Regions from separate parts of the Homo sapiens genome. Here region 2 is linked to region 1. A link is a loop called in an ENCODE intact Hi-C map of the cell type or tissue named here. Cell type or tissue: GM12878. All regions are shown on one strand. Each heading gives the region's core, and the rest is flanking DNA. Links, peaks and the distances in the headings are about the cores only. Region 1 overlaps ELMO1 (engulfment and cell motility 1). Region 2 overlaps NME8 (NME/NM23 family member 8).

Region 1 (4,409 bases), core at 232-4,231:
GATTGGGGGTGGACCTATCCAGTCTTCCTGTCCTGCCACTCCTTGTATGTTCTCTTTTCAGTTCTGTTTCTATGGGGAAAAGTCATTTTATCTTTCATTTAATTGTTAACAGTGAGTAAAGTAATTCACGAGCATTTGCTCTCTGCTTTTGATGGTAGACATCCTTGTGTAGCTCCCACAGTGGATTAAGATTTGATGGGTATTTTGCTTTTGTGTGTTCCTTCTAAAACTTTTCCCCATTTTGAAGTGGGCTCACCTGTCAGAGACAGTCCCAGGGTAAGATAATGGCAAAATTGCTTCCTATGGGTATGCATCATTGGTTTTTCTGCTGCGTGTGACAGATGCTTCCATTGTAGAAATCCACAGTTGTCTTGGAGACACCCCCATTTCAAGCACATCTTCTCTTGACTTATATGGCTGCCATCATCAGTCCCTTTCCAGCGCTTTTCCCCTTCCACTCCCTCCTGCCCACAGTAGGTTTTTTCATGGCCTGTGACCTGAAGATCAGGAACCTTACTGGGCTCTGAAATTCAAAGGAAAGCTCTGAAATTCCCTGTGCCCTCACCTTCCTTCTCCATTCCTTATACCTCCCAGTGAAGACTGTGAGAGCCTTCTTGAGTGTTAATTCTAGTTGTTTCCTTTTCTTTCTTTTTTAAAAAATTTCATTTGTGAACCATCTCCCTAGCATGTCATCCGAGCCCAGCGGGCCATCAACAATGAGATGGCGCACCAGCTGTATGTTCTACAAGTGCTCACCTTTAACCTCCTGGAAGACAGGATGATGACCAAAATGGACCCCCAGGACCAGGTGAGTGCTCATTGGACAGCAGTCAAAGCACAGGAAGGACAGAAAGTGTCATTAAAAGTCTTTTCTTGAGGTACCCTGAAACTAGGGAGTTTCAGAGTTTGATATGATGTCATTTTATTATCATCTCAGAACTTAGGGGCATGGCTTCAAAATTAGGTGAATCTAGGATCAGAAAATATACCAAATGCATTCTTCCATTAGGCTCCAAACATGCATGTTCTTTCTGCATTTATTGAATAAGAAAGTTTGATGTCACATGACCACAGACTTTAGCTCCTGGCCCCAAGTAACATTTAATAGTAGTAGCTTTGGAGTCAAGTTCCCAGACAACTAGGGCCTCTTGGTGACTCTATGTGGCATTGATTCTGTGGGGTTGAGTTAGCAATTTTCGTTCTCCAGGGATCAGTGCCAAGAGCAGGGTCCCAGATTAAACCTGATTTCTGGGCCAGCATTTCTGTCGGTTGGCTGTTGGCTGTAACTCTCTGCTGGGTCTCTTGTTGTGCATGAAAGGTTATAGCTCCATTCAGAAGGCTTTGGGGACCTTTGCTGTGTGAGGGTAGAGTGAGAGGAAACAGCTGGGAGCCCTGCCGTAGCACATTTTCAACTTAAACAGCGCTGCAGCTTTGGAAAGGAAAACACTCATTATTGGCACGTGAGGGCCTGATCTGTTGCAGATGTGAACTGCATATGTGAAGTGTGTAGCTGCCGTGGCACTTCATTCATGGAGCAAGGCCATACGGTTAAGAATGATGGAGAGGCTTTGAGAGGCGGTGAATGTGCCCCACGTTTTTGGCAAGGTGTGGTCATCCCAGGGAGAGGAGACTGTCATCTTACCACTTCTAGTGGCAGAGAGCAATGCCTCTTAATATTGAATGACATGACGCTCTTTGCTTGGAAACCCTTTTAAAAATTTATTTATGTATTTTATTGTGGTGGGATATGTATAACAGAAAGTTTACTATTTTAACCATTCTTAAGTGTACAGTCTAGTGGCATTAAGTACATTCACATTGTTAGGAAACTGTCACCACCATCTATCTCCAGAACTCTTTTTATCTTGCAGAACTGAAACTCTGTACCCATTAAACACTAACTCCCCATTCCCCTGTCCTCTTAGTCCCTGGTAACCACCATTCTAGTTTCTGTCTATGAATTTGACTACTCCAGGGACCTCATATAATTGAAATTGGACAATATGCATATTTCTGTGTCTGGTTTATTTCACTCAGCATAATATCTTCAAAGCTCATCCAGATTGTAGCATCTACTGGGATTGCCCTCTTTCAAAGCCTGGATAGTATCCCATTGTATGTCCACACCACATTTTGTTCATCCATTTACCCTTGGATGGACACTTGGGTTGTTTGCACCTTTGACCCTTTCTTTCTTTTTTGTCCTGTGTTGGTTTCCATGAAGTAACTTAGTGGGGTGAGGCACTTTGGGTGCTTCTTACTTTGTTCCCAACTGTACAGTATCCCCAGTTTCTCTAGCTTAGCTTTCTCCAATCACGACCCTTCCATCATATCTGGGCCTCTCAGTTAAGACTGCACTGGACTATCAATATTCGTGCTCCAGATAACTACTTGGCTAAGAGGACCACTGTGGAATACAGCCAGGCCTGACCAGCAGGGAGACTGACGGGGGAAGAGTGGTCTGCAAAGCCCTAACTTAGAACATTGGTTCTCTTTTATCTGTTTTTCTTTTGCCTGAATGCAGTGATTCATTTAGACCCCAGGGAAAGAGGGAGTATATGTAATGTCACACAATGAAAGCAGCTTTTTCCCCTCCCTTTTCTTTTTACTCCCTGATTCCTTCAGGCTCAGAGGGACATCATATTTGAACTTCGAAGAATTGCTTTTGATGCTGAGTCTGAACCTAACAACAGCAGTGGCAGCATGGAGAAACGCAAGTCCATGTACACGCGAGATTATAAGAAGCTTGGGTTCATTGTAAGTAAGCTATCTCCAGTATGCGCTCTCCCTCCAGCCTCCCCGGGCCTGACCTCAGCCACATAACTGATGTCTCTTCCGAGCGTGTGGTCCTCTTGCGCTTTACGGAATAGTTTCCACATTTCCAGATGTTTAGCTGGTTTAAACAGGATCACATGAAAATCTCTTCTGGCTTCAGTGAAATGGAATAACTTGCACAAGTGTGACTAATACTGCATTTGTTTATTCAGTTCTGATTAAGTGTAACCGAGAGTAGTTAGCCCGGAATGTATCTCGACTTCATTAAATCTATTTCACAAGATGCTTAAGATTTGTGTTTGCCTTAAATGAGTGATGGATCTTATTATTGGGTTATTGAGTTGATTACTTACATACATCAATTTTATATCAAAGTCAAATTGAAAGTCTCCTGAAATTTAATCCTGATGACATTAACACAATTTATGTTTTCTTAAAAGGTCTCTCTTGCTATGAATGCTAATAGGTTGTCTCCTAGATTTTTTTTTTAGTTTGCAAATCAGAACACAGCTTGTCCTGAATATAATCCATTGTTTTCATTTCTGTTTGCACTATATTCTCGATTTTCTCCCCATGAAGTCTCTGAGTGACCTTCGGCTAATATCAAATTCTGCAGTTGTAAAATTGGATTTCAATTTTAATCCCCATCATAAATGGCATTACTGAGATTTTGGCTTCGGTGATTAGAAATCACCAGGCATTATTTTATAGTTCCAAATACTCTTTCCTTGGAAAAAAATATATAAGCTATATATCTGTATGTGTGTGTCTGTGTGTGTATATATATAAGGTGTATATATTTTATATATATACATATTCATGCATATACATATATACAGACACACCCAAATATATATATATACACACAATGTATATATCTGTATATATACTAATAATAATATTTATACATAGTTTGACAAATGGTATCATGCTTTATGTGTTATTTGAGAAGGCTTGTCTTTCATGGGAATATTCTTTGAAAATGTTTTCATATTACTGTGTTTCATTACTGATTTGTTTTTCATTATTTAGATGTAATACAATTTATTTAACCAAGCCCTTTTACTAAATGATTCAATGCTTTGAAATTACCATAAGTCTATAATTAATATCTTACAGCCCAGAATGTATGCACACCCATGATCACATTATTAGGATAAATTTGTGGAACTGTACTTTGTATGAGATATGTTTTCAAGGCTTTTGATACTGTCTAATTGCTTTCCACACACAGAAAGTCATGTCCATTTTAACCAGCAGTGTTCATTTTTTTTTTAACTCTCTCCAGTAGTGTTTCTTAAACTAAAAAAACCTAAAAACCTAAAAAACTAACACTCTGTCCAGTTATTGTTTTTATAGTGTTAGTTTTAATATGACGTTTTAAATAAGAATACTTACTGCATATTCAGCTTTGCAGCTTGCTTTACAGAGGTATTCTGAAATTATTTTTGTATCATTATATTTTATGTTTCGACCTTGGCATTCCATTTTATCTTTTAGTTGAATCAATTTTTTAAAATTTTAGCAAAAAATGTCATGACTGGTGGAGCGGGTGAGTTTCCTGTACTTGTGTGTCGATGACCAAAGCTCCAGGGTGGCAGTGACCTTGCTGGCAGAGCCCCTCTGCCAGAGCG
Region 2 (4,409 bases), core at 187-4,186, 640 kb before region 1:
ACTCAACCATTTTATGCATTGCAGTTGGGTTTATGATCAGGGCTATCTTTCTCAATAAAACTGCTAACCCCCAATCCTTGAAAGGAAAAGATAACACCAGCTGCCAGTCTTTCAGTTGTACAAGAAATCCTGGACAATGAGAACCTTTTATTCTGGATTGGTTCCATCAGTGCTTTGTCCCTGGTGTCAGGAAGTACCTTGCCAGTGAGAGACTGTTTTTAAAGTTCTTTGATATTGGAAAATGCCCCTGGTCACTGAGAATCCCATGAGGTCGACATCAAAGGTCTCAAAATGATCTACTTGTCTCCAAACACAACATCTATAATTCAGCCTCTAGATCAGGGGCTCATAAGGACCTGGAAGGCTCATTACACGTGGTACTCTATGGAAAAAATGTCAGTGCTATGGAAGAGAACCCTGATAGAACATCATTAAAGTCTGGGAGAATTGCACCATTGAAGATGCCATCATTGTTATAGAAAAAGCTGCAAAAGCTATCAAGCACAAATTAATAAATTCCTGCTGGAGAAAATTGTGTCCAGATGTTGTGCATGACTTCATGGGATTTATGACAGAGCCAATTAAGGAAGTCATAAAAGAGATTGTGTATGTGGCAAAAAGGTGGGGGGTGAAAGGTTTCAAGATATGGATGTTGGAGAAATCCAAGAGCTGAGAGACACCACACCAGAGGAATTAACAGAAGACAAATTGGTAGAGATGAGTGCCTCTAAAGCAGTGCCAGACGATGAGGGAGAAGATGTAGAAGAGCCAGTGCCAGAAAACAAACTGACATTAGAACATCTGGCAGAAGAATTCCAGTTATTCAAGACTGCTTTTGACTTCATTTATGACATGGACCCTTCTATGATATGGGCACTGAAACCAAAGCAAATGGTGGAAGAAGGATTGGTACCACATAGAAACATTTTTAGAGCAATGAAAAAGCAAAAACGTCAGACAGAAATTACCACGTATTTCCATAAAATTACATCCACTATGCCTGCTTCTCCTGCCTCCCCTTCCACTTCCTCCACCTCTTCTGCTTCTGCCACCCCTGAGACGTCAATACCAACTCCTCTTCCTTCGTCTCCTCCTCAACCTACTCAATGTTAAGATGATGAGGATGAAGAATTTTATGGTAATCCACTTCCACTTAATGCATAGTAAATATATTTTGTTTTCCTTATAATTTTCTTAATACTATTTTCTTTCCTCTAGCTTACTTTATTGCAAGAATATAGTATATAATACACATAACATACAGAATATGTATCAATCGACTGTTTATGTTACCCATAAGGTTTCCAGTCAACAGTAGGTTATTAGTAGTTAAGCTTTTGGTGGAGTCAAAAGTCATATATGAATTTTTTACTACGTGGGGGGTTAGCACCCCTAACTCCAGCATTGGTAAGGGTCAACTCTATTTAGAAGTAATTCAGGTATTATAATTATAATGTTTATATTATAATACATAAATTATTAAGGATTAAATAATTTAATAATAATATAACAGTAACTATAATAAACACTATTAACTAAATTTTTATATGCCTCTCTCTATATATATAAAATATTTAATGTTCCTCTTTTAAAAAGGCACACAGCAGAAAAAAATTGTATACTGACCATTCAGCTCAGGGCAATTTTAATAGGAAATAACCTCATACATTTTAATTTTGGACCTACATGTTCAAGTTCTTCCTTGATTAACAGCAGAAAACAATATGTCCGGCAGAGGGCATCCCTCCATTGCTGCTCACAATGGAGGTTTGGAGATATAATTTTCTTTCACCTTTATGGGCAGGTCACCAGAATCTGGAACCCCTAGTCTATGTGAACGTCTACTGCCACTTTCCTAATGCCAACTGCCAGGATTCACAAGAATTTCCTGATCCTCAATTCCCTGTGATCCATCTGTCAGCTGTTAGACACTTGTGATACTGTATTTTAACTTCTATCAACCCCTTTCCAACTGCATGTGGCAATCTCCTTTAGGCTCTATTCTCTGGTCTTCTAACTTGATTTTTCTTCTCTGTGAAGAATCAAGTCTAGAATAATTTCCTAGCTCCTTTCTGGTGGTTGTGATTCTCCAGAGTGAAACAGGTTGTTACAGAATCTCGTCTTTAAAAAAACTACAATGACAAGAGAATGAAAAAACCAGCCACAGACTGGGATAAACTATTTGCAAAAGTAATACCTGATAAAAGACTGTTATTCAAAATACACAGAATACTTGAAACTCAACAATAAGAGAACAAACAACCCAATTAAAAAAATAAGCCAAAATCCTTAGCAGACACCTCCTCAAAGAAGATATACAGATGGCAAATAAGTATATATAAAGATGCTCCACCTCACATAATCTTGGGAAACGCAAACTAAAACTACAAAGTGATTCCACTACACACTTATTAGGATGACCAAAATCCAGAGAACAGATGCTGGTGAGAATGTGGACCAACAGAAACTCTCATTCATTGTTGGTAAGAATGCAAAATGGTACAGCTGCTTAGGAAGATTTGGTGGTTTCTTACAAAATAAAACATATCATTACCACATGATCCAGCAATCTTACTCCTTGGTATTTACCCAAATGAGTTGAAAGTGTAGTATGTTCATACAAAAACCTAAGCATGGATGCTTATAGCAGCCTTTTCCTAACTGCTAAAAGTTGGAAGCAACCAAGATGTTCTTCAGCAGGTGAATGGATAAATAAACCCTGGTATATCCAGATAATGAAGTATTATTTGACACTAAAAAGAAATGAGCTATCAAATCATTAAAAGACATGGCGCATATCACTAAGTAAAAGAAGCCAATCTGAAAAGGCTCCACACTATGTGATTCTAACTATATGACATTCTGGAAAAGGGAAAACTATGGAGGTAGTCAAAAGATTGGTGGTTGCCAGAGGTTATGAGGTAGGGAGAGATGAACAGATTACAGAGGATTTTGCTGGGAATGAAACTATACTATATGATGCCATAATATAGTAAGTACATGTCATTACACATTTGTTAAACTCCCTAAAATGTACAACACCGAGAATGAACTTTAATGTAAACTACGGCTTTTGGTAAATAATGATGTGCCAGTGTAGGCTAATCCGTTGTAACAATGTACCACTCTGATGTGGGATTTTGATGGTGGAAAAGGCTATGAGAGTGTGGGGATAGGGGATATATGAGAACTCTTTACTTCCTGGTAAATTTTGCTATGAGCCTAAAACTGCTCTAAAAATAACATCTATATAAAGACATTTTTTAAAAAATTAAAGGAATGAAAACCTTACAAAGTCCTTATTTCAGAAGACAAAAAAAAAAAGTCAATTCCTTCACCAGGACAACAGGATTTAACTACTGTAGACAGCCACTTACTCTCTTGAATAGAAAAATAATAAGAGGTGAGTGTCTAGGCTTTAAACTGCTTATTCATCATCTTGAACTAAGGAAAATAAGTCCTATGGAAAATGCATTTAAAGAAGGGGATGGATAGTGAAATACAAGGTCAGTAGGCAAACCCATTCCAATGTTTGGGTTGAAAGGGGCCATGAAAGACCTGTAACTGGGAGAACATGAGTGGGTTGTGGTTGCATGTCTGCATTAGGAACTATGTATTTCAGAGATAAGGAGTAAAGATCTGTTATCATCTGTTATCTGCTCCTGTATCTTAAGTCTAGTTGGTTTGGGAGCTTTTCTATATAATATAAATATATTATATAAGCCACACATATAAATTCTCCAGTAGGGACATTTAAAAACAAAAAAAGGTGAAAATAATGTGATAATAAATTTTACTTAACCCGATACATCCAAAATATTATCATTTCAACATGTAATCAATGTATAAAATTATTGATGGCATATTTCACTTTCTTTTTCCATATTAAATTTTTAAAATCTAATGTGTCTCTTACACTTGAGTATGTCTTAATTCATATGCTAAATGTTAATCAGAAATAATTAATCCTTAATTAGCTTTAATAACATTTACAGTTAAGTAGTAGATTCACATACTCAAGTTATCCCAGATTTTAAAAGTTTTACAATAACTCAATGGAGTATCAGTTTGAAAATCCAGATTTAAATTCATTAAAATTAAAAATTGAGCTCCTCAGTTGGACCAGCTACATTGCAAGAGCTCCATAGTCACTTATGCCTAGTAGCTACCATGTTGGACAACGAAATTCTAATTAGTTGATCATTTTATGTGAATAGATTGAAAAAACAGTACAATTCAGTAAAATGTGTTTGGCTATAATATTTTAATCCCTTATTGCAAGTAGGTAGCAAATAAATGAGGAAAAATCATTGCCACTGGAAAATATGGTAACTGGGTTAATGCCAGGGCACTACTCAATGATACCCAGTAAACAGCTTTTGTAGCCCTTATTCTAAAGGACACACACT

Evidence for each region. A loop is a pair of places that touch in the nucleus more often than their neighbours do. Peaks named below come from ENCODE experiments on the same cell type or tissue, not always from the same donor. Only the 100,000 strongest peaks of a DNase experiment are listed, where the experiment ranks them.
Region 2: a loop joins it to region 1, with 5 times the contacts of the local background. A loop is called at or near these places in 1 of 110 quality-filtered maps.

What each region holds. Positions count from the first base shown.
Region 1 is chr7:37,209,734-37,214,142 of GRCh38, reverse strand. It overlaps ELMO1 (engulfment and cell motility 1), which reads left to right. Exons shown (of 22, transcript NM_014800.11): 12 at 686-808; 13 at 2,626-2,757. Among named protein-coding and RNA genes, the nearest start is that of ELMO1-AS1, 210 kb to the right of the region's middle. In GM12878, for the core only: no CTCF peak of the experiment used is centred there; a DNase peak (open chromatin) is centred at 1,910.
Region 2 is chr7:37,851,025-37,855,433 of GRCh38, reverse strand. The region is part of intron 5 of NME8 (NME/NM23 family member 8); the gene reads right to left. Among named protein-coding and RNA genes, the nearest start is that of NME8, 4.6 kb to the right of the region's middle. In GM12878, for the core only: a CTCF peak has its summit at 1,730 (motif pointing right); no DNase peak of the experiment used is centred there.